2 separate regions of the Homo sapiens genome follow, and region 1 is linked to region 2. A link is an interaction called in ENCODE POLR2A ChIA-PET data of the cell type or tissue named here. Cell type or tissue: PC-9. All regions are shown on one strand. Links, peaks and the distances in the headings refer to the core of each region. The heading gives the core; the rest is flanking DNA. Region 1 overlaps MINDY2 (MINDY lysine 48 deubiquitinase 2). Region 2 overlaps LIPC (lipase C, hepatic type).

The links. Peaks named below come from ENCODE experiments on the same cell type or tissue, not always from the same donor. Only the 100,000 strongest peaks of a DNase experiment are listed, where the experiment ranks them.
Region 1: POLR2A ChIA-PET joins it to region 2 with 5 read pairs; 2 of 35 experiments call an interaction of 5 or more read pairs at or near these places.

What each region holds. Positions count from the first base shown.
Region 1 is chr15:58,787,110-58,799,117 of GRCh38, reverse strand. MINDY2 (MINDY lysine 48 deubiquitinase 2) reads right to left here. Exons shown (of 9, transcript NM_001040450.3): 2 at 11,155-11,212. Among named protein-coding and RNA genes, the nearest start is that of MINDY2, 22 kb to the right of the region's middle. In PC-9, for the core only: no CTCF peak of the experiment used is centred there; no DNase peak of the experiment used is centred there; H3K27ac peaks cover 623 bases.
Region 2 is chr15:58,455,537-58,467,544 of GRCh38, reverse strand. The region is part of intron 1 of LIPC (lipase C, hepatic type); the gene reads right to left. The region is part of intron 2 of LIPC-AS1 (LIPC antisense RNA 1); the gene reads left to right. Among named protein-coding and RNA genes, the nearest start is that of LIPC, 30 kb to the right of the region's middle. RefSeq lists silencers at 3,312-3,401, 9,228-9,287 and enhancers at 7,463-7,522, 7,553-7,692. In PC-9, for the core only: no CTCF peak of the experiment used is centred there; a DNase peak (open chromatin) is centred at 4,784; H3K27ac peaks cover 2,156 bases.

The DNA.
Region 1 (12,008 bases), core at 2,291-10,290, 330 kb before region 2:
CATTCTTGTTCACTTCTCCCCCACCTCCCATCAAAATATTACTTTTACATGTCCCTAGTAGCTAAGTCCTCTCACCAGTGATTCCCAAACCTCTTTAGCTACACCAGGTCTAGCTATTTCCTAATTTTTCCTTTTCCTTATTAAAATTATCTGTCCTATGTTCTGCTTCCTCAGGGCTTTGCTAGCTAAGAGTTAGATAAATTTAACATACCAAGATGTGTTAACTTTTTATTACTCTTTCCAAGAAAAATCCCATGCTGACATTTTCGTGGTTAGAGTATACTTACACAGCCCCACTAACTACATGTTGACACCTCCAAATAACTAGCTCACAATACATGCTCAGTGAATATTTACTGGATTGCTGGGCGTGGTGGCTGACGTCTGTAATCCCAGCACTTTGGGAGGCCAAGGCGGGCGGATCACCTGAAGTCAGGAGTTTGAATCCAGCCTGGCCAAGATGATGAAACCCCATCTCTACTAAAAATACAAAAATTAGCTGGGTGTGGTGGCAGGCGCTTGTAATCCCAGCTACTTGGGAGTCTGAGGTGAGATAATCGCTTGAACCCAGGAGGCAGAGGTTGCAGTGAGCCAAGATTGTGCCATTGCACTATAGGCTGGGTGACAAGAGTGAAACTCTGTCTCAAAAAAAAAAAAAATTTTTTTTTACTGCATTAAAAAAGGCAAGAAAAGGTCTGGGTGTGGTGGCTCACGCCTGTAGTCCCAGCACTTTGAGAGTGTAAGGTGGGTGGATCACGAGGTCAGGAGTTCGAGATCAGCCTGGCCAACATAGACAAATCCCATCTCTACTAAAAAAAAAAAAAAATACAAAAATTAGCTGGGCATGGTGGCGGGCGCCTGTAATCCCAGCTGCTCGGGTAGCTGAGGCAGGAGAATTGCTTGAGCTTTGGAAGCGGAGGTTGCAATGAGCCAAGATCGCACCATTATACTCCAGCCTGGGCGAAAGAGCAAGACTCCATCTCGGGAAGAAAAAAAGAAAAGAAAGAAAAACACAAGTAGAGGAACTTTCAAATATTACATCAAAAACACTTTGGGATTGTAGAGGTGTAAGAGGGATGTATTTTTGAGCATATGAGCTTTTCAGCATACTTTAAATCATAGAAGGTGCCCAGATGGAGACAGCACATTAACCCCTCTGAACATTGGTTTCCTCTTCTGTAAAACAGAGGCATTACAATTTTGTGATGGCTTTATTTTTGCACCAATCTCATCCTTTGTACTATTAGTACTTCTGCACTTATGGCTCTGCTCATCGGTTCTCTGCCACCACAACTGTATCTCTTCATTTGCAGAACTCATGGCAAAAGAGCTCATTTTGTCTCAGAAGGTATGCAGACAAAGTCAAGTAGAGTGCTAGTGATAACGAGCAGGGAAGAGGTTAGGTAAATGGTATCAACTTGTTATAGCACAGAAAGTAGAGCCAGAATGAAGATAAGAGCTATGGAGTGGCAGCACAGTTTAACACTGTCCAGTTGAAATATAATGCAAGCCACGAATTTGAGCTCAAATGTAATTTTAAATTTTCTAGCAGCCACATTAATAAAGGTCAAAATAAACAGGTAAAATTAATCTTTTTTGTTTGTTTGTTTGAGATAGGGTCTCACTTTGTCACCCAGGCTGGAGTACAGTGGCACAAACATGGCTCACTGCAGCCTTGAACTTCCAGGCTCAAGTGATCCTGCTGCCTTAACCTCCTGAGCAGCAGGGACTACTGGTAAGCATCATCACACATGGCTAATTTTTTAAATTTTTTGTAAAGATAGGGTTTTGCCATGTTGCCCAGCCTGGTCTTGAACTCCTGAGCTCAAGTGATCTGCCTGCCTCAGTCTCGCGAAGTGCTGGGATAAAAGGCATGAGCCATCACACCTGGCAAAATTAATCTTAATAATATATTTTATTTAACTTAGTACATGAACATTTCAACAATCAATATTTTTAAATTACTGATATTCTTTTTTAACCAAATCTTTGAAATCCAGTGTATATTTTACATTTACAGAACATCTCAATTCACACTGGCCACATTTCAAGGACTCAATAACCACATGTACCTAGTGGCTACTATATTCTTCAGTGCAGGTTTAGGTGATATATGGCAATGATCTAAGAAAGAATAGTAAATGAGTCCAATTTGACTCAATCTGCCTTACACAATTCCATCTGAGAACAAGGAAAGTAGGGTGGAGAGTGGATGGATATGGAAGAGCTGGATAGGAAACAGGGTCAGAAATACATGTAACTCATTACTTAAATTATATATAGTTATATATAAATGGCCAGGTGCAGTGGCTAATGCCTATAATCCCAGCACTTCCGGAGGCCAAGGCAGGTGGATCACTTGAGGTCAGGAATTCAAGACCAGCCCGGCCAACATGGGGAAACCCCATCTCTACGAAAAATACAAAAATTAGCTGGGCATGGTGGCGGTGCCTATAATCCCAGCTACTCAGGAGGCTGAGGCAAGAGAATTGCTTGAACCTGGGAGGCAGAGGTTGCAGTGAGCAAGATCGTGCCACTGCACTCCAGCTTGGGCAACAGAGAGAGACCCAGTTTCAAAAAACAAAACAAAATGAAACTACATTTAACTTGTTATTATCCCATTTAGGAAACTAAAATAGATTAAGCATCCTATTACAGTAAATTCAAACTTCCTGCCTGGCTCACAAGACTGTCTTGCCACAATCTACTTAATCCAATCTCTATTTCTCTAACTATACAACATGCAGATTTACCAACTATAGTCAAATTAGACACATACACTGTTCCTTCAATATGCCTTACATATTTCCACCTCTAGCTTGAGCTTAAGATAGTTTCCAACTAACCCTCAAACAACCTTTCCTATTCTTTACAACAGCATAGATTCTAACTATGCTTCAAAGCCGGATACAAGTCACATGTTCTCCATTAAGCCTTTTCCTACTCCTTACCCACTTCCCATACCCATTTGTACCCAAACTTCTCAAAAGTTTTCTGCCCTTGAGGCTCCATTTCCTTGCCTCCCAGATACTCTTCAACTCACCACTCCATTTCCATCTCATCACTGCAGTGACACGGTTTGATGAAGGTCACAATAACCACACTGCCAAGTCATAAAGAGAGTATTCTCCAGTATTCAATACCCTTTCTCCTTTCTTCTAACAATCTTCACCCTCTCTTGACTTCATTCTACCACTCTGTACTGGCCTTTCTCCTATCTTACCAGCTACTTCTTCACTATTTCTCTGTCCTCTACTTCATGCATTTTAGCAGAGGTAATGTTGCACTTAAAAGGGGCAAAAACTGGTTCTTGGTGCAGGAGGGAGGGTGGCCAAAAAAAAGAAAAAAAAAACTTAGACACTATAATGGTTTATAGCCTTCAAAGGGCCACAGTACAAAAAAACACATACGATAGGCTGGGCGCAGTGGCTCACGCCTGTAATCCCGGCACTTTGGGAGGCCGAGACGGGTGGATCACGAGGTCAGGAGATCGAGACCATCCTGGCTAACACGGTGAAACCCTGTCTCTACTAAAAATACAAAAAATTAGCTGGGCGTGGTGGCAGGCGCCTGTAGTCCCAGCTACTCAGGAGGCTGAGGCAGGAGAACGGCGTGAACCCGAAGGTGGAGCTTGCAGTGAGCTGAGATCGCGCCACTGCACTCCAGCCTGGGCAACAGAGCAAGACTCCGTCTCAAAAAACAAAACAAAACAAAATAACACATACTATATATCTACAGTATTAAAATGTCCTGAAGTGAGCCATTAGGACAAAAGTGTCTATAAAGGCCCCTCAGAATGGCAATAACGAAAAGAAAGTTGAAACACTGCTCCACCTAATCTCTGCATGCTGGGAAACTTCAAGGGAGAATCTTGGACCCCTCTTCTTTTCTCTATTATCTTATCAACTTCCACAGATTTATTTATTTATTTATTTATTTTTTGGAGACGAGTCTCGCTCTGGTGCCCAGGCTGGAGTGCAGTAGCGCGATCTCGGTACACTGCAAGCTCCGCCTCCCAGGTTCACGCTATTCTCCTGCCTCCGCCTCCCGAGCAGCTGGGACTACAGGCGCCCGCCACCACGCCCGGCTAATTTTTTTGTATTTTTAGTAGAGACGGGGTTTCACCGTGGTCTCGATCTCCTGACCTCGTGATCAGCCCACCTCGGCCTCCCAAAGTACTGAGATTACAGCCGTGAGCCACTGCGCCCGGCCCAACTTCCACAGATTTAAATACCATTTTTATACTGATGACTTCTAAATTCTTATCTTGAATTTCAGTGTTCTCTGTAACTCATAGTCTGCCATTAGCAAATTCCCTAGGTATTCAACTCCTCTGAATGTTCCCTTCACCTTATTATCTGAGTATTTGGCTCTGTCTTGACGACAATGCAGTTCTCTTAAGTGATAGTTCTGTTCTCTCTCATACTTCTTTTACCAGTGAACCTCAAAGTGGAATAGGTATCCACTTGCTCCTGTCATTCTCTCCCCACTTCCTCCCTAAACTCCTCAGTTTTAAAACTCAGATAATTCTACCCATTATCTACCCACCTTGTTGCAGTTATCTCCTGACCTTCAGGCCAATCCCCTTTATTCTTAGCTCACTTTCTCCAACAAAAATCCCATAATTTTTGGTAATTTCAATATGTATGGAGATGTCTCTTCCAATACCCTGCCTGTCTGTTCCTTGACCTCTTCTCCAACAAAAATATTTTATTCTTAAAACACACACACACACACACACACACACACACACACACACCCCAAAAAAAACTTTTATTCTACTTTATCTCAGAAACTCATTTCCCATGGTAATACAGTTTCATTATTACCAAAAATTCCTCAGCTCTATCAGGAATCAAGACCTACAATCCATTAATCTCATTACATTTTCCTTCAACACACTTACATCATTTCCTCTTTACGCAGCTTAAATTCTATGGCCCATAATTATAATCACTCTCTATACACACCTTCATACCTTAGATTCCTCCCCTCCTCCCCCACCGCACAACCCTGGCCCCACCACTGGCAACATGTAGAGCAACATACCCTAGATTCTTTCGTCAACACGCTCATCAGGCAAAAGTCCAGCTCTGGTTAAATCCTGGCCTCCCATTATTCAGGCCTGGACTCGTGCAGCTGAACGTGACTGAGAAAACATAACACCATGCTGGCTGGTTTCACTAACCTCAAAGGTAACACCCAAAAATCATACCACAGCTCTCTAATCCATTCAATCTCCCATTTCTCTAACCAATTATTTTATACCTTCCCTCTTACTTTCAACAACTCCTCCCCTCATCCTCACTCCCAGCTGATGACTTTGTTTCCTATTTCATTGAGAAAATAGAAGCACTCAAGAGACGCGCTGCAACCACATCCACCCACCTACCTGCACCTATTTGTAATACAGTCTGTCTTTCCTCCTATTACCATGGATGAACTATCTAAGGCTAATTTTTCTATTTGTATAAAGTATTTTTTGCAGTTCCCTTTCTCTAGTTTTCTCTTTTATAAAATGGCTTTGAGGTATAATCCACATACGATACAAGCTACTCACTTAAAATGTACAATTCAATTATTTTTTGTTGTATATTCACAGGATTATGAAACTATCATCATAATCTAATTTTATTTTTTAAATTTATTTATTTATTTACTTATTTTTTGAGACAGTTTCTCACTGTCGCCCAGGCTGGAGTGCAGTGGTGTTATCTCCACTCACTGCAACCTCCGACTGCTGGGTTCAAGCGATTCTCCTCCTCAGTTTCCCAAGTAGCTGGGACTACAGGCATGTGCCACCACACCCGACTAATTTTTTGTATTTTTAGTAGAGACGGGGTTTTGCCATGTTGCCCAGGCTGGTCTTGAACTCCTGAGCTCCAGTGAACCACCCACCTCAAGCACCCAAAGTGCTGGGATTACGGCGTGAGCCACTGTGCCAGTCCCATGATCTAATTTTAGAACATTTTGGTCTTCCCTAAAAGAAACCCTGTACCCATTAGCAGTCAACCCCCATTTCACCCCATCTCTTCCCCAGCCCTAAGCAACCACTAATCTACTTTCTGTCTCTATAAATGTGCCTATTCTGGTTTTTTTAAACTTTCATTTTTTAGAGATAAGGTTCTTGCTCTCTCACCCAGGCTGGAATGCAGTGGTATGGTCATAGCTCATTGCAGTCTCAAACTCCTGGGTTCAAGTGATCCTCCCACCTCAGCCTCCCAAGTAGCTGGGACCATAGGCACGCACCACCAGCCTGGCTAATGGATGTTTCATATAGATGGAATCATACACTATATGGTCTTTTGTACTTTGCCTCTTTCACTTAAAAGTTTCAGGGTTCATCCATGTTATAGCATGTATTCGTACTTCATACCTTTTTATGGCTGAATAATATTCCACTGTACAAATCTATATTTATCTGCTCATCAGTTGATAAGACATTTCGGTTGTTTCCATTTTTTGACTACTATGAATAATACTGCTTTGAACATTTTTCTTTTTTTCCCCCTGAGACAGAGTCTTGCTCTGTCGCCCAGGCTGGAGTGCAATCGCATGATCTCGGCTCACTGCAACGTCCGCCTCCCGGGTTCAAGCGATTCTTCTGCCTCATCCTCCCGAGTAGCTGGAATTACAGGCATGTGCCACCACGCCCGGCTAATTTTTATGTTCTTAGTAGAGACGGGGTTTTACCATGTTGGCCAGGCTGGTCTCAAACTCTTGACATTGTGATCCACCTGCCTTGGCCTCCCAAAATGCTGGGATTACAGGCGTAAGCCACCGCGTGTGGCCTGAACATTTTTATACAAGCTGTATGGACATACGTTTTCACTTCTCTTGGGTAAATACCTAGGAATGATATTTCATGGTCATACGGTAATTCTGTTTAACTTTTTAAAGAATTGCCAAACTGCTTTCCAAAGTGGCTGTATTATTTTACATTTCTACTGGCTAGGTGTGAGGGTTTCCAGTTTTTTCTTGTTTCCAGTCAGGTTTTCATTCCATACACTCATCAAGGTTATCAATGACCTCCTTATGGCTAAATCAACAGTCAATTTTTAGTATTCCTCCTGCCTGAGCTATTAGCAGCATTTGATTCAGCTCATCTCTCACTCTTCCTTGAAACATTTCTTCATTACGATTCTAGGAAATCACAGCCTCCTATTTTTCTTCTACCTGGCTGACCGTGCCGGCTCTTTCTCCTTCCCCACCTTCTAATCACTGGCATATCCCAGACTCGGTCTACTGACCTTTTCTTTTATCTACTACATTCCTTCCCTTAATGATCTCACCCAATCTAACTACTGTTTATATATGTTGTCTGTAAATATATATTTACAGGCTAGACTTGTACTGTCTAATACAGTAGCCAGTAGCAATATGTGGCTATTAAATTTAATTTATATTATATAAAATTAAAAATTCAGTTCCTTGGTCACATTACACACACACACATACACACACACACACACACACACACACACACACACACACATATTTTGAGACAGGGTCTTGCCCTGTTGCCCAGGGTAGAGTGCAGTCTTGTGATCTTGGCTCACTGCAGCCTCTGGATCCCAGGCCCAAGCAATCCTCCCACCTGAGCGTCCCAAGTAGCTGGGACTACAGGTGCACACCATCACGCCTGGCTAATTTTTGAATTTTTAAGTGGAGATGGGGGTCTCACCATGTTGCCCAGGCTGGCCTCAAACTCCTGGGCTCAAGACAGGAGCTACATTTTAAGAGCTTGAGGACCGCATGTGGCTAGTGGCTACTAACCTGGACAGCACAGATACAGAACATTTCTATCATTACAGAAATTTTAATTGAAAGTGCTGATCCAGACCTCTCCTCTGAACTCAAGATATATATATATATATATATATATATATATATATATATATAAAATTGCTTTCCTGATGGCTCCCTTTTTTTTTTTTTGAGAAGGAGTCTCACTCTGTTGTCCAGGCTGGAGTGCAGTGGCGTGATCTCGGCTCACTGCAACCTCCGCCGCCTGGGTTCAAGCCATTCTCCTGCCTCAGCCTCCCGAGTAGTTGGGACTACACGTGCCCGCCACCACTCCCAGCTAATTTTTTGTATTTTTTAGTGGAGATGGGGTTTCACCGTGTTAGCCAGTATGGTCTCGATCTCCTGACCTCATGATCTGCCTGCCTCGGCCTCCCAAACTGCTGAGATTACAGGCGTGAGCCACCACACCCAGCCTGATCGCTCCATTTTGATGTAAATAAACATCTAAAAACAAAAATCCTGCAATTTCTCCCTAAAAGCCTTGCTCCATTTTTTCCTGCTTCAGTTTTCCTATTTCCATCCTTCTACTTGTTCAAACCAAAAATGAGATAGTCCTTGACTCCACTTTCACTCTATATCCAACTGATCAGCAAATTCTGTCAACTCTGTATCCAGTATCTAACCACTTCTTACAAACTTCACTTATTTTACCTTGTTTAAAGCCACCATCTTTTGCTAGTTGTAATAACTTCCTAAATAGTTTTCCCACTTGTCTTACCCCCCACTAAGGTCTATTGTCAACATAAATGCTAGAGAATTCTTATTAAATCCAAAGTTAGATCATGTCAGTCCTCTGTTCAAAATCCTCCAACAGCTTCCCAGCTTACTCATGGCAAAAACCAAAATTGCTGTTACATCTTTAGGGCCCCATATGACCTGACTGCATCAACTCTCTGATCTCATCTCCTACAACTCCCCTTTGTGTACTCCTTGACAGTCATATTGGCTATTCCTCAAAATCACCCAGCATATTTCAGCCTTCCCCATAAAATATAACTTAGGAATCACTAACTTTAAGAATCATTTATCAAGTAGAGTCCCATGGGGAAAAAAAAACTTAAAATAATAATAAAAATAAAAAGAATCACTAAGCTAGCCTAAAAGAGGGATTTTCTTTTTAAGGCGATTTGCAGACATCTAGGTATTCAGAGTAATCTACCCTTAACTATGAGGTCCCTAGCCAGTGAATGGGGATTAAATGATATGAATTATATTTTCTAAAAAGGGTCTTCCTGCCGGGTGCAGTGGCTCATGCCTGTAATCCCAGCACTTTGGGAGGCCAAGGTGGGAGGATCGCTTGAGCCCAGGAGTTCAAGACAAGCCTGGGAAACACAGTGAAACCCAATCTCTACAAAAATAAAACTTAACCAGGCACGGTGGCTCACGCCTGCAATCCCAGCACTTTGGGAGGCTCAGGTGGGCGGATCACCTGAGGTCAGGAGTTCAAGACAAGCCTGACCAACATGGAGAAACCCCATCTCTACTAAAAATACAAAATTAGCCACGTGTGGTGGTGCATGCCTGTAATCCCAGCTACTCGGGAGGCTGAGGCAGGAGAATCACTTGAACCCAGGAGGTGGAGGTTGCGGTGAGCTGAGATCACGCCATTGCACTCCAGCCTGAGAAACAAGAGTGAAACTCTGTCTCAAAAAACAAAAAAAACAAAAACAAACCAAAAACCCAAAAATTAGCTGGGTGTGGTAGCATGTGCGTGCAGTCCCAGTTACTCGGGAGGCTGAGGTGGGAGGATCACCTGAGCCTAGGGAGGTCGAGATTGCAGCAAGTCATGATCACGCCACTGCACTCCAGCCTGGGCAATAGAGTAAGACTCTGTCTCAAAAGAAAAAAAAAAAAATCTTCTAAAATTTCCTGTCTCAGTTATATCACTAAGTCTGTATCTCACAAAAAATGAGTGAACTAGTTGCCTGGAAGGGTAGAGACAAATTAACCAGTTGATAAGATTCTTTTGTTTTTGAGACGGAGTCTCGCTCTGTTGCCCAGGCTGGAGTGCAGTGGTGCAATCTCGGCTCACTGCAAGCTATGCCTCCTGGGTTCACACCATTCTCCTGCCTCAGCCTCCCGAGTAGCTGGGACATCAGGCGTCTGCCACCATGCCCAGCTAATTTTTTGTATTTTTTAGTCGAGACGGAGTTTCACCGTGTTAGCCAGGATGTTCTTGATCTCCTGACCTTGTGATCGGCCCGCCTCGGCCTCCCAAAGTGCTGGGATTACAGGCGTGAGCCACCGTGCCCGGCCCCAGTTGACAAGATTTTTTAAAAATAAAATATGTTTTTGTTTTTGAGACGGAGTCTCACTCCATCACCCAGGCTGGAGTGCAGTGGCATGATCTTGGCTCACTGTAACCTCCACCTCTTGAGTTCAAGCAATTCTCCCACCTCAGCCTCCCGAATAGTTGGGACTATAGGTGCATGACACCACGCCTGGCTAATTTTTGTATTTTTAGTAGACACACAGGGTTTCACCATGTTGGCCAGGCAGGTCTCAAATTATTGACCTCAAGTGATCTGCCTGCCTTGACCTCCCAAAGTGCTGGGATTACAGGCGTGAGCCACCACACCTGGCCTAAATAAAAATTTAATTACTGAAAAAACTGTAGAATATGGATTAAGATTTCCTATTTGGTGATAGTATAAATATATAAATTCTTATTTGTCAGATTATAAAAGGCCACAATGTGATGTACAACTGCTTGCTCTCTAAACAAGTTCAACTCAATGTAGCCAGTCTACAAACTGTACTACTGGTCTGTTTTGAAATAAGAAGCTTAGAGAAGAATGCAATTTAATACATTACTTCCTTCAACAAGAAAATTTCCCTATAAAAAAATTTCAGTTGAAATAAACAGTGTGCTTACTAATGTAAATATTTTACATCCTAGGAGAAGATTCTACCTCACTGTAGCCTGATAACTAACATTTTGTAGATTGGCATAGGTCCATGAATCACACTTTCGGTAGCACTGCTCTAAATCACCTCCTTTGTCTTTAATTCAAGTCTACCCAATATTTTTGAACACTTTCTACATGCAATGTCAGCGATTCTGTACCATCTCCCATTCTACAATTTATTGGGATTAAGATGTATCTTGTTTTCTAGACGTTACCTAGATTCCTTATGGGTATTACAGAATTTTAATGCTGGTCAGAAAGAAGACTATACCATCTAAGAACAGTAACATACTGATAAAAATTTTTAATTAGCAGATTCAAAACTATAATTTTAAAATAGATTATATAATAGCACTTCAGAAAGGTGAGACTGGGTAATCAACTAGCTTTGAAAACTTTTGTTTTGAAAGAGATATAAAATCCACTTTTCAACACTAACCTAAATATTCCATCAGCTGCTCAGCAGTTATGATTTCCATCATCGGTGGAAGTTTCACCTGAAAAACAAAATATTATTTCTATAAAATTAAATGTTTTAGGTGACTAAAGTATTTCTTGCAGTCAGAAACACAAATACTTATGTCTAATTATGTATCTACTATACTTATACATTAACATTCACATATATTAGAATCTTTATAGCCAGGCTTTTTTTTTTTTTTTTTTGAGACGGACTCTCGCTCTGTTGCCCAGGGTGGACTGCAGTGGCGCAATCTCGGCTCACTGCAAGCTGCGCCTCTCCGGTTCAGGCCATTCTCCTGCCTCAGCCTTCCGAGTAGCTGGGACTACAGGCACCCACCACCACACCTGGCTAATTGTTTTGTATTTTTAGTAGAGAGGAGGTTCTACCTGTTAGCCAGGATGGTCTCAATCTCCTAACCTTCTGATCCACCTGCCTCGGCCTCCCAAAGTGCTGGGATTACAGGTGTGAGCCACTGCACCCAGCCTATAACCAGTCTTTACTGTATTATTCTATTTATTAGGTTGGTGCAAAACTAATTGCGGTTTTGCTATTAAAAGTAATGCAAAGCTTAAAAACAGGCAAAATTTAACTATATTGTTTAGAGCTGCACACATAGGAGATAAAACTATTAAGAAGTAAAGAAATGGGCTGGGCACAGTGGCTCCTGCCTGTAATCCCAACACTTTGGGAGGCCAAGGTGGGCAGATCACTTGAGGTCAGGAGTTGGAGACCAGCCTGGCCAACATGGTGACACCTCTGGCCTGGGCAACAGAGTAAAAAAAAAAAAAAAAAAAAAAAAGTAAAGAAATGGGCTGGGCATATGGGCTCAC
Region 2 (12,008 bases), core at 1,255-9,254:
GGCCTAGTACCGGATCATAAACTCTGCAGCTGACTCATTAAACCCGGTAAAAGTGGCTGCAAAGCTCTCTGGGAAAGGACGGGTTTGAAGAAAGGATAACATTGCTTCTATGAGGGGACCAGAATAAGCAACGGAGCGGAAACCAATACGTGCAAATCAGGCACTGTGAGCTCAAGAGCGGTTCTGAGGAGCTCACAGACACAAGGAGCCCGCAAGCAAAGGTTCTGCTCCACAAGCAGGAAGCCCCTGAGAGACATGCACGTTTTGGCCGCTGTGAACAAGAGCCTACGGTCAGGGATGAGTGGGTCAGGTGATCACGGAAGTCCATTTCAGCTTTTAGTTCTAACCACCCTCTGTGAGTTGGATTCATGCTTCATTGGTCTACTGGATTTATTTCCCAGGGTCAGTAAACATTTGGATGGGAATGCAATGAATGAAAAACAAAAGAAACTATCAGAATCTGATGAAACGTCATGCCAAAGTTTATTAGGAATAAAAAGTTATAACTATTATATATAAGTAGGAATGCTGTATAATCTATAAAAAAATGAGGTTGTCATGAGGATTCAGACAAGACAATGGGTGTCTGAAAAGTGTCTTGAAAACTGGAATTATTCAATTAGAATAAAGTTATATATAACAGTTGGGATAATTTTCTGGATGAAGATATGTGAAAATCAACTTTACGAAGTGATTACAGTAAGTACTGTGTGAGCATTTCATATGACCTGCAAAGAGAAGAAGGAAACCATGTGCTTTGCAGGAGGTAAAATGCTCAGCTGACTGAGATGCTGGAAGGTCTTATGGGGTCATATGAATGGGCAGGAAAATAGAAGATGACCTTTGATGCAGACAAAGCCATTATGTGTTTAGGGAAAAGTAGCCCAAACAACATAGAAAGTGGTTGCCTCTGACCCAGAGTGTATAAACCAGAGAAGAATTTTGGTCTTCGCAGCTTGTTTCTTACCTGTGATGCTAGTTTGGTCAAGATGGCTAACCAAGTGTTTAAAATTACCATACATCCTTAGAATAAAGAAGCCATAGAGATCATGTGATCTATTGATGGATTTAATTTTATAAGATGAGAAAACTCAGGCCCAGAGAGCTAAGTGGCTTGTTCAAGGTTCTATAACTACTTAGAAAATGTTTTGTATACCAGATGGAAAACATCAGTCTACCTTTCACGAAACTAAGACACCTGACAAAGGCTGCCTTAAAGAGTGTGGGGGAATTTCCAGAACCTTTTTACTTCTAATCACTCTCTATGAGTCACCCGCTAGGAGTTCTAATCACACCACCATTAGGTGGAAAGTTGACCAAATGGTCCCTCAGCACGTCCCATCGCATTGCTGTAAAAGTCAAATCATTGAGATGGATAGATATCTCACGACTAGTAACATTTTCTACATAATCTTACATAAATGATTCCTAATAAATTACACAGACAGGACTTCACAGTGAAATCACAAGTGAGTTTAGTACAGGCATAATGATGACAGCCCAAACATCTGTTGGTTTTGGAAGTAAGTTTTCCTATTTTAGAACTAGCACTGAATCATCAGGAGATGGGGCTTGATAGAACTTCAGAGGAATTTTAGATCTCTACCAAAAGATCTAATTCCTCTGCCCTGTATTAATTAGAAACGGTAGACATCGAGGGCTATGATTGTCTCCCTAGTTTCCCACGTACCTATTCCTTCCTTGACAACACACCAGAGAGAGTAGAGAAGACAGAAGATTAGAGAGCTTTGATGCTTTTAGTGTGGGACCGGTGATGACTGCCCTCTTGGACTCTATCTTCCCAGGACGGGTCCAAGCTTCCTGGTCCCCTTGCCTTGTCTGAGCCTTCCTGCCCCAGCTGACTTCCTAGGCCTGTGAATGCCTAACCCAAGTACTTACCTGCTTCCTCCAACTTCCTGGATTCACTTGGGACTCCATCCGTTATGTTACGGTTCTGACCCGTAATCTACACCTCACCTCTGCCCTTGGTTGAGCATTTGGTCTTTGTCTCTTCCTCCCAGCCCAGCCCTACATGTCAGTCATGTCCTACAATCTATAATTGATCACTGTAATGTCCCATTTAAATTTTTTTCTGTTGTTCATGTGGAATTTAATGGAACTCTTTTCTAAAAATGTGAATTTGAAAAACCTTCAGTCTACACTAAGACTATTGAAGAGCACAGTCTGTGTTAAAAGCCAGATGTAAAAACTGTTGGCTTTCATAAGAGGTACCAATTATAAGTAAATATCCATCAATCAATAAACACATCCTGCTCCAAGGTGCAAAGATTAGGGGAGCAGTCAAGTGGGGGAAATGAGTTGTTCTGATTGGAAGAAGGGGGGTGACATGGACAGATGTAGGGTGCACTTGACACAGAATCTTCTTTTTCCCCTGGTTCCTGAGGGGATAAGACATAGGAACCCAAAACATCAGAAAAGTAAGGTAGCAGTGATAGGGCTTTTCTTTCCTCCAGTGCAAACCAGCCATAGTATTATTCTTTTATTCGGACTTTAGATGAGAAGCCCTATATGTTTTGTTGTGTGGTGGGCTCCCCCCTCGCTCCCCATTTTTGAGACAGAGTCTCACTCTGTTGCCCAGGCTGGAGTACAGTGGCACAGTCTTGGCTCACTGCAACCTCCACCTCCCAGGTTCAAGCGATTTTTCTGCCTCAGTCTCCTGAGTAGCTGGGACTACAGGTGCACACCACCACACCCAGCTAACTTTTGTATTTTTAGTACAGACCGAGTTTCACCATGTTGCCCAAGCTAGTTTTGAACCCCTGACCTCAGATGATCTGCCCGCCTTGGCTTCCCAAAGTGCTGGGATTACAGGTGTGAGCCACCATGCCTGGCCACCCTGTGTGTTTTGATGTGTGGTCAAGCCACTGAAATTTCTAGAAAAACAAGGAGCCCGGGAAGGACTCATCCCAAGAAGTTGAAGGTGAGTTAGAAAATTGGCTACTACCCAAGTTAGACAGAATTCAAGGACTGGCATAAGCTGTGATGAATAGCAACTAAAGAATGGAGCTCTGATGCTTAATGTTTATATGTCTTTAAACCTTGCTTTAAATAAAATGCTTTATTTGTACTAGTTAAGTATTTGCTATGATGTGTTGCTTTAATGAAAAGCTCTGTTGAACTCTGTTGTGTGGGAAAGCAGGTTGGGCTTTGATTGGATTAACCATGCAGATAGGGAGTTAGGCTCTTTGGAGCCGAGTTGGTTCACACAGGCGGCACTACCCACCTACAGGTGTCCATCGCACCTGCGTTATGAGTACTGCTCCTAGGAAACCAGGCTCTGAGAGTACCAGCCTAGGAAACTTGAGCCAATAAAGTCACCACAAAGACCACAGCACTTAAAGATAGAAAGGGGCAAGTATAGAGGGGGTTGGGAGGGTGACAGGTGCATGCTCCTTTTATCATGATTTTAAAAAATAATACAGTGCTTTTGACAATTTTTTTTTCAAAAAAAATGAAAGCTTTGGATTTTTCAGGTGGGGTTATTTGCCTTTCATCTGTGTTTTCTCTACTGTTCTATTTACTGATCCATTACTTTCATCTTTGAAACCTGTCATTGTGGACTCTTGTATCAATGTAACTATCTGTTAAAAGGCTTTTTGCTTTTCGGGTCAGAAGTGTTTAATATCAGACATTTTAAATGATTTTATTTGTATTGACCTCAAACTTGAAAGTTATGCAAGAGGTACTGTAAAATTAAGTATTCAAAGAGATGAATGCCTTTATTGGACTTTTTTGATGAGCAGAGAGGTTGAGGGGTCCTAAGGGAGTGATGGAAAAGTGGAAAACTGACCAGGACCCAATGCCTAGGTCGCCGAGAAACAGGGCAAGAAAGAGGTCAAGGAGATGGGAGTGGAGCGGGTGAATACCTGCGCAATCTCAGGACACAGAAAAGACCTGATGGATTCTTTCCTTTCTTTCCTGGTTAGAGGAGGGGCATGGGTGACCCAGTCTGGCTGCAGGAGCTCAGGTAGGATAGACGAGTTTGGGGCAAAATGGTGGGTGCTGTAGCTTAAAGGGGAGCAGTGGGCGGGAAGTTGAGTCAGCCTGGGCTGGTGCATTGTGGATATAGCACAGCTTGAGAGGGTGGAGAGGAGTGGGAGAGTAAAAGAGCAGAGCAGTTTCTGAAAGCTTGGTGTGGTCTGGGTCACAGACTCCTGCAGATGTTCTGAGGGATCAAGCCCTTTTCCCGAGGCCCCAGAGCTCACTGAAGCTAGAACCTAGACTGCAGGCCCTACCAACATTCTTTGCTCTACGCAAGTGGCCATCAGGACCCTGGAGTGAATGACACATAAGTTCCCCTCCCACCTCCATGTCCATGGAAGATGAGAACAGAGCAGTCAGGCCGGAAGGCAAACACCATCCCAACGTGCAGGTGTGCGGTAGAAGCACAATATCACCTTTCACTGGGGAGCTGGCCCTTGGCTGCCACTCTAACAGCCACACACCCCCAGTGCTGCTCCAGGGGCAGTCCACGCTGGGAGAGAAGAGATTGGAATCGACTTCTTGGAGTCTTTTACAAGGACTTCAAAAGGAGGGATGAGTCTGCAGTGTTCTGGGGGCCACTTAGCAATAAAGGAATAATCCACAGCCTGTGCAGTGCTAATGAGCACCAAGAATAACTCCGCCAATAACTCTGCAGGCAGGGCCCAGCGGACCAGCAGAGCTCAGCTGGTCTTGGAAAGGGTTCTTCAGGCCTGCCCCCTCTGCCGAGAGGCCAGAGCTCAGCCAGTGGGTTCCTTATAGGATTGCCTGGGAGGAGAGGATTGCCTGGAGTGGCCTCTGAGTCAGGGCTGTGCTCCTCCCACACAGGAGGAGGAAGTCAAGGGCTGTGTGCAGGTGAGCAAACCGAGCTGACAGGAGCCTGACTTCTAAGGTGCTGGCTTTGGTTCCTCTCATGCTGAGGATTAATTTATCTAAGTGGAAACAGAGCAGGAGAGGGGACATTTATTTCTTTGGCTTTGGTCTGGGGTCCAGTAAGGGAAGGAGAGAGAAAGAAAGAATGTATGTGTGAGTATCTAAACCAATTGGATGGATTAAGGGCAGGGCAGAAAGTGGACCAGTGGTACCAACTCTTCAAAAAGGTGCTGAAAGCCTTTATCATAAACACTAAATGTAATACTGTTTAGGGGGACAGAATAGGGTTGGTGCCAGAAGGACCCCTTTCCTGGATCCCGATGTTCATTTATTCTTGTGTTCATTCATTTGATCCAATCAATCAATCATGTCAATTCAGTCATCAACATTTCTCCAGCATCCACTATATGCCATGTGCTGCAAACAGACTGTACTAAGGCCCAGCCTCTCTCTGCCTTCAAAGCACTCACGATCCTATAGGGAAGGTGGAAATATGAACAAGCAGTCAACAATAGACATAATGAACACAGTGCAATGCATGCAAGAAACAGGAAAATAGATGACAGAAGCAAAGAGGAAGGTGGGCCTCACTTGGACACAGAGGGGTACAGACATTTGGCATGTAACTTGGATGATCCAGTGCAGGCTGTGTGATGGGTGGGACTGAGGATGAGGGAGAAAACACATTCCAGGACTTCCATGAGCAGGTTTGAACTGTGGGGGTGGAGTGGGATGTGGGGGCGGGGGGACAGCACGAGGCAGGTGTGGAGGGGTGGACAGAGTAAGGTGTGAAAGTTTAAAGGAGCTGGAATTTGAAGGGAATCGGAACCGGGGGGAGACAAGGGCATCCAAGGCCAATGGGTGTGAAAGGCAGAGGTCTGGAGGGGAGTGTTGTTCCTTTCTTCGGCACATAGATAGGAGGCAGAGTTGCACGGGGATTAAGAACATAGGTGGCGGGGCCCAGTGGCTCACCCCTGTAATCCCAGCATTCTGGGAGGCCAAGGCAGGCAGATCACTTGAGGTCAGGAGTTCGAGACCAGCCTGGCCAATGTGGTGAAACTCCATATCTACTAAAAAAAAAAAAAAATCAAAAATTAGCCTGGCATGGTGGTGCACACCAGTAATCCCAGCTAATCGGGAGGCTGAGGCAGGAGAATCGCTTGAACCAGGGAGCCAAGCAATTGTTGCAGTGAGCCAAGATCGAGCCACTGCACTCCAGCCTTGGTGACAGAGTGAGACTTTGTCTCAAAAACAAAGAAACCATAGGCTCTGTACTGAGACTGTGTTCAAATCCTGGCTCTGGGAGTTGCCAGCTTTGTGACTTTGGGCAAGTTTCTCTGCCTCTATAAACTTCAGTTTCCTTATCTATAAAGTGGGAGCAATGATAATTCCTGCAGCTGGCTGCTGTGAGGATTGGTAGTTGAGCACTTGGTGGGATAACTGGTATAGCCTTCAGTAAATGTTAGCTTTTTTTATTGTTACTATTGCAGCCAATCTTTAAATGCTGTTAGTTTTTCCTTTGAAGTGTTTCCTGGGTCTTGTTATGACGTCTCCCTCCCAGCAGTGACCACTTCAAGCTCTGCACTTGAGAACTGCCGTCCTCACCTCACTTCTGGGTTTCTGCACATCTTCAAATTGGCCTTGGTGGCTTTCTTCCTTCCTCTGTAACCATCCTGTGGACCAACCCCAAACAAACCCCTCTTACATGCCATGTTCGGGTCAGTCCCTTGGTCAAAACCACTGGTACTTTCTCTCAGAGAAGCACCAATCTGGCCCATTGTCCTCTTGCAGATGAGAAAACTGAGAGCTAAAGAGGCCATGGGACTACGCCACCTGCCAAGGAAGTCTGTTCCTGAGCTCTGGGTCTCCTGACTTCCCATTCTCGCTGGCTGTTCTCTAACAGCTGCCCTCTTTTCCCAGCTCCAGAGCTTCTCTAAACTCTCCCTGGAAAACATCATGGCGAGTAGGAAATGGACCTGTGTGAGCTCTGCAGTGGGCCATTGAGTTTGCAGCCCAGCCTGGCCCTTACTGGCTGAGTGACCTTGAACAAGTGATGTCACCCATCAGAGCCTGGGTTTCCCAGCCGTGGAGAGCAGCGTTATTCTAAGAGCTCCCTTACAGGGTGAGAGTGAGGGTGGAAGACGTGATTATTACCTAAGTGGAGGGCTTGGTAGAGTGTCTGGCACGCAGTACGAGGCTGAGATGTTGAAGGCTACTCTCTGGTTGGGAGGCCATCCTGGCCCAGGGCCCACCTTAACTGTGCCCACCCTGCCTCCCATCCAGCCTTCACCTTTCCTTTTGCACATCCACATCCCAAGTCGGCCCCAGCCTTTCCTCTCACCATGAGCTGTTCTCCACTTCCTGAATTCCTCAAAGTCCTACCTCACTGCTTCTCCTGCAGAGTTAGAACTCCAGGAAAAAGCCAAAACTTTATTTCAGAACTCTGTTATAAACATCCTTAAAGACAGATGCCAGGTGGTGGGTGGGGCCGAGGCCCTGAGAGTGGAAGGGTTTTGGGGATGTTCATCGGCTTGAACAATGCTCATTGGGAGCTGAAAAGACTTTCAGAGCAGAGCCCTACAGGGTGCTCAGACGTAACCACCGTGGGCTTGGAAGCTGCAGTACGGGACCCATACAGCCTTCCCTTTGGGCCTCCAGGGTGAGCCTTGAGAGTTGTTTTCCCTTCTTAGGAAAAAGGGAGAGGTAGGTTCTTGCTAGGTGTGAGCCTGCTGCACCCACCAACTGGCTACCGTTCTGATCTCATAGCAACGCAGTGGCCCCACTCAGGGCCTCCCAGGGCCCCGCCTGTGAAGGAGGAAGCTGAGAGGAGTGCCCAGGGCTGAATCCCTCAGATACCTCTGTCCTTCCCCCAAGGGGTAAGGGAGCGGGCATCTGTTCCCGTGCAGGCGTCCTTGGGGACGGGTGTGGATTCCTTCCTGTGACAGCTGCAGAAGCCACCAGAACACGGTGCAGAGCACGAGGCTGATTTTCAATCCCAGTGTGGGCCACACCCTATGTGGGGGGAGTGTTTGCTTTTCCATAAATGTAAAAATTGCTTAATATGACTCCAGAGAAGACTAAACACCTGTTTGCTGGTGGACTCTCTCTCGTTTATTTTTTCTGTTTTCAGGAGCGGGTGGGACTTCCTCCAGAAACTGCTGGTTTCCTGAAAATCTGGACCATGCCTGAGACTTTTTTATGAACTTTTAGCTTTGTTTTGATTTATTTATTTATTGTGAGCTCTCTAAGGGACATCAAAAAAAAAAAAGAAAGAAAAAAGTCGATTCTCCAAAAGATTTTCACTCAAGCTTAGCAAAGGACAGAACTACAATGTCACCAGCAAATGTTTGCCCCTCACTGAGCATTCTCCAAAGTGAGGTCTCTAAAAAGACACTGTCTATGTCACTTCCTGCTTGCTGGGAAAAGCCAAAGTTTCACTAGGCTTTGACCCAGAGGTCGTCTTGCAGTGAGGGAGGCCATCTCCTCCTGATGTCCACTGGGCCTTTGGTTTTCAATGACTGAAAGCTGTTTTTGTCCCAGCAGAACTACAAAATACATACCTCACCTAAAAAAATAGGAGGCATGACTACCATCTCTCCCTCTTGGAATGTATTGCACCTATAGCCAAGGGGAGATGTATAGCCTTCTCAATGTTCTATGACCTAGCACCTTTTTCTCTTAAATATTCACTAGAAAACTAATAAAGCCATGGACATACTCTGATGTTATCGATGGCAGATTTTGGGGTTGACCTAATGTACTTTTTCCCCACTTAACGCACAACTTAATCATCTCCTGAGGAACAAAGAGATGGTGGCAAAAAACCCTCTGTAAAACCTTTTTCCTGTTCCACTGGGAAACCAGGATCAAGGACAAGGGACAGGAATGGTGCAGGGACAGGAGCTAGTTGTATAAGATGTGTAATTTTGAGGGGCAGAGGGGTGACCAGATTCTGCTGGCAAGGGCTGAGAAACAGGGAGTTCTTTGGTTTCTGATGGGGAAAGAAACCATAGAGTGTTATTTAGCCCTGTTGGAAAGCTGGTCTCTGAAAACTGAAAGCACCCAAGATAACGGGGATAAAGATGGGAAAAGGTTAGAGGTGGGAAGGGTTAGAGGTTGCAAAGCCTCAAGTAAGACTTATTCTTTGGGTGGTGTCATTCTAAATGTTTTGACTTGGAGGAAAGAGCTGGGAATGAGGACAATGTCCCTGCTATTATAACAGCAGCATATGCACCAACATAAAGAAAAATCCTGTTTAAGAAAAACCTGCCTGGGCTGTGCTTTAATTGCAAGAGGTAGAAGGACGTGGTGGGGGAGGCTCAGCTGCTGGTCTAACAATAGCATAAGCCGACCTTGCTCAGGGGAAGTCCATTGCTAAACTTCAAAGTTCAGTCTGTGAACTTCACATTTAGGAAGCACTTCCTGATGACCTCATTTAAAATTTTATTCTTCCAAGGGACACAGTACAGAATATATGGACTTACATTTTTTTTTTTTCTCCAGCAATTTCCCTGCTTCTGTAGGAGTAAAAAAACGGAAACAGGTGCTTATGTATTTATTTTTAAAGCTCCCTAGCTACTAAGGACAGCAAGGACTTTTGCCATTTAATTTTTGTTATTGTCTAGCTCATGAAAATGTATTTCTTAATCCTCCAGCTACACATATTCCTGATGAGAAAAAGTATAAACTGGTATGTCCTATGCACTCTAGGAGCCCTTGATTTAAGACTAACCACACGGCATGTACACAGACAGCCATGTAGAAAATGCCTGCAGAGCCAGCATCAGGGGCAGGATGGAGACATGGGCCCGGGATAGAGTGGAAAAGGAATTGTGTGAATCACGGAGGTGGACAAGTGTTTATGTACAAGATGGAAATCCTTACCATATATCCAGTTCAGTCAGGTTTATGTGAAGGAAATGACCAAGCCAGTGCTACTTGCTCTTTCGATTACCAAATGGGATTGCTTGGCTGGTTTAGGGAGAATAAACACAATAATAGTGAAAGTAGTTGACCACAAAATGATGCGGCCTGAGTCATAGAAAGCTTTATGGAGAAGATAGCATCTGAAGGTCCCATTCAGCAATGGGTGGGGCAGAAGTGGTCTTACATGCTGAGGGGATGTGGGGCACAGAGAAACAAGGACTGCTGCTGCAGCTCTGCCCTGAAGGAGCCAAGTGGCATATCGTAAACGGGGTGCCTTGTAGGCCTTCTTGCTGTCCACAGGTAAATTTGAGGAGTGCTTAGAATACGTCATGTCTGCCGGGCGCGGTGGCTCACGCCTGTAATCCCAGCACTTTGGGAGGCTGAAGCGGGCAGATCACCTGAGGTCGGGAGTTTGAGACCAGCATGACCAAAGTGGAGAAACCCTGTCTCTGCTAAAAATACAAAAATTAGCCAGGCGTGGTGGTGCCTGCCTGTAATCCCAGCTACTCAGGAGGCTGAGACAGGAGAAATGCTTGAACCCGGGAGGTGGAGGTTGTGGTGAGCCAAGATCGCACCTTTGCACTCCATTCTGGGCAACAAGAGTGAAACTCCGTCTCAAAAAATAATAAAAAAATCATGTTTTCGAAGCCAAGGGCTGCTCAGCCCACATCGCCCAGTGCTGTTTTGGCCTTGTCTGATGATACCTGCATGCTGACAAAGGAGGTGCCCGGCCCTGGGCATCATCTCTGCTGGAGCCTAGTTCTCACTTAGCTCTGTTTCCCTGGGTATGCCACTTGACCTCCATAGTTTCTATTTTCTTATTAGTAAAATAAACGAGTTGAGCGAGATGTTCTCTAGAATAACTTCTGTTTTTCCCATTCTACGCATGGTAAAGTATACTTAAACATATGTACATATTTCTTTAGTTGGGAAAACAGCAGTGGTGAAGCCCTAAAAAGACAGAGGACCTCTCGTTTTCCCCAATTTGTTGCCTTTATGAATGTGATGGGTTGCGGGGGACATTTGCAAAGAGAGACCAGACATCTACCTGAGGCTATGAGGTAGCGGGCAGATCCCCAGTGTGGACAGGGCTACTTAGGCCCATGGGGGCAGGAGGCCTTAGCATTGGCTACCCATGTGCTCCTGCAGTCCTCCTAGGAGGGAGTGACACCCCTAGTCTCTATTCACCCCCCAGCACCTCCCTCCAGGGGCCTCTGGGCTGCATCAGGGGAGATGTGCCCTGTCCTTAGCTATGGCTTCAGGTTTGGCTCAGTGCTTTTTGCCCTTCATACTGGAAAAGCTTATTTTTCCCCATGAATATCAAAGTAATACAACTTCAGAACAACAGGAAGGTACAGAAAGCATTGAGGATAAATACATAATCAGCTATCATACTATCACACAGAGCAATTTATTTAAGTGCATTTTCTTCTAACGTGTTTTTTCCTTAATGCAAATGTAAAATTTTGCATTCTACTTTTTCTTTTCTTTTGGCTTGATCTCATAGCATGTTTCCATGCCATTACATATATTTGACCCCACTTCATTCCCTTCTGCTTCCCTATGCTCACCCTCTTGTCTCGGTGTCCCTGACTTCAGCCTCGCCTCCTGCGCTCATGCTGTGTGCCTGTCTGAAGTACAGCCATTCTTCATTTGTCATTGAGTCCTACCATGCTTTACGGCTCTCTGTCCCCCATGAAGCCTTCTCAGACCACCTTGGAGAACTTTCCAGATTGTCTATCCATCCCTGACCCCCTTCCCTTCCTTGGGGTCTGGACCATGCCTTGGGTCCTTAACAAGTGCTGCTCTGGGCTGTTAGGTCTCTTTTTATGTAGACACCCCTCAGGCAGTGGTGCATTGGTGGATACTCAGCAACTGGCTCTCTGGAAGAAAATATATTCATATATATATACACGCATACATGCATATATTGTGCATTTCATTGCTATCAAGGTATTATACAATTTATAAATAATAATGAAATATACAGTATTCTTTATTGTAAACTCCAAATAGCAATTGATTTTCACAGAATACTTTTGCTGATGTTTGTTGGACCCTTGTCTCACTAGTCAACCTATGGTGGCAAATGACAAGTGTAGGTTGGCTGACAGGTTTATTTACATTAATGAAGAAGACAAAAATGAAATAAGGACACATTGAAACTCAATCATTCAACAATGACATGAATTCTTTGCTCAATCAAA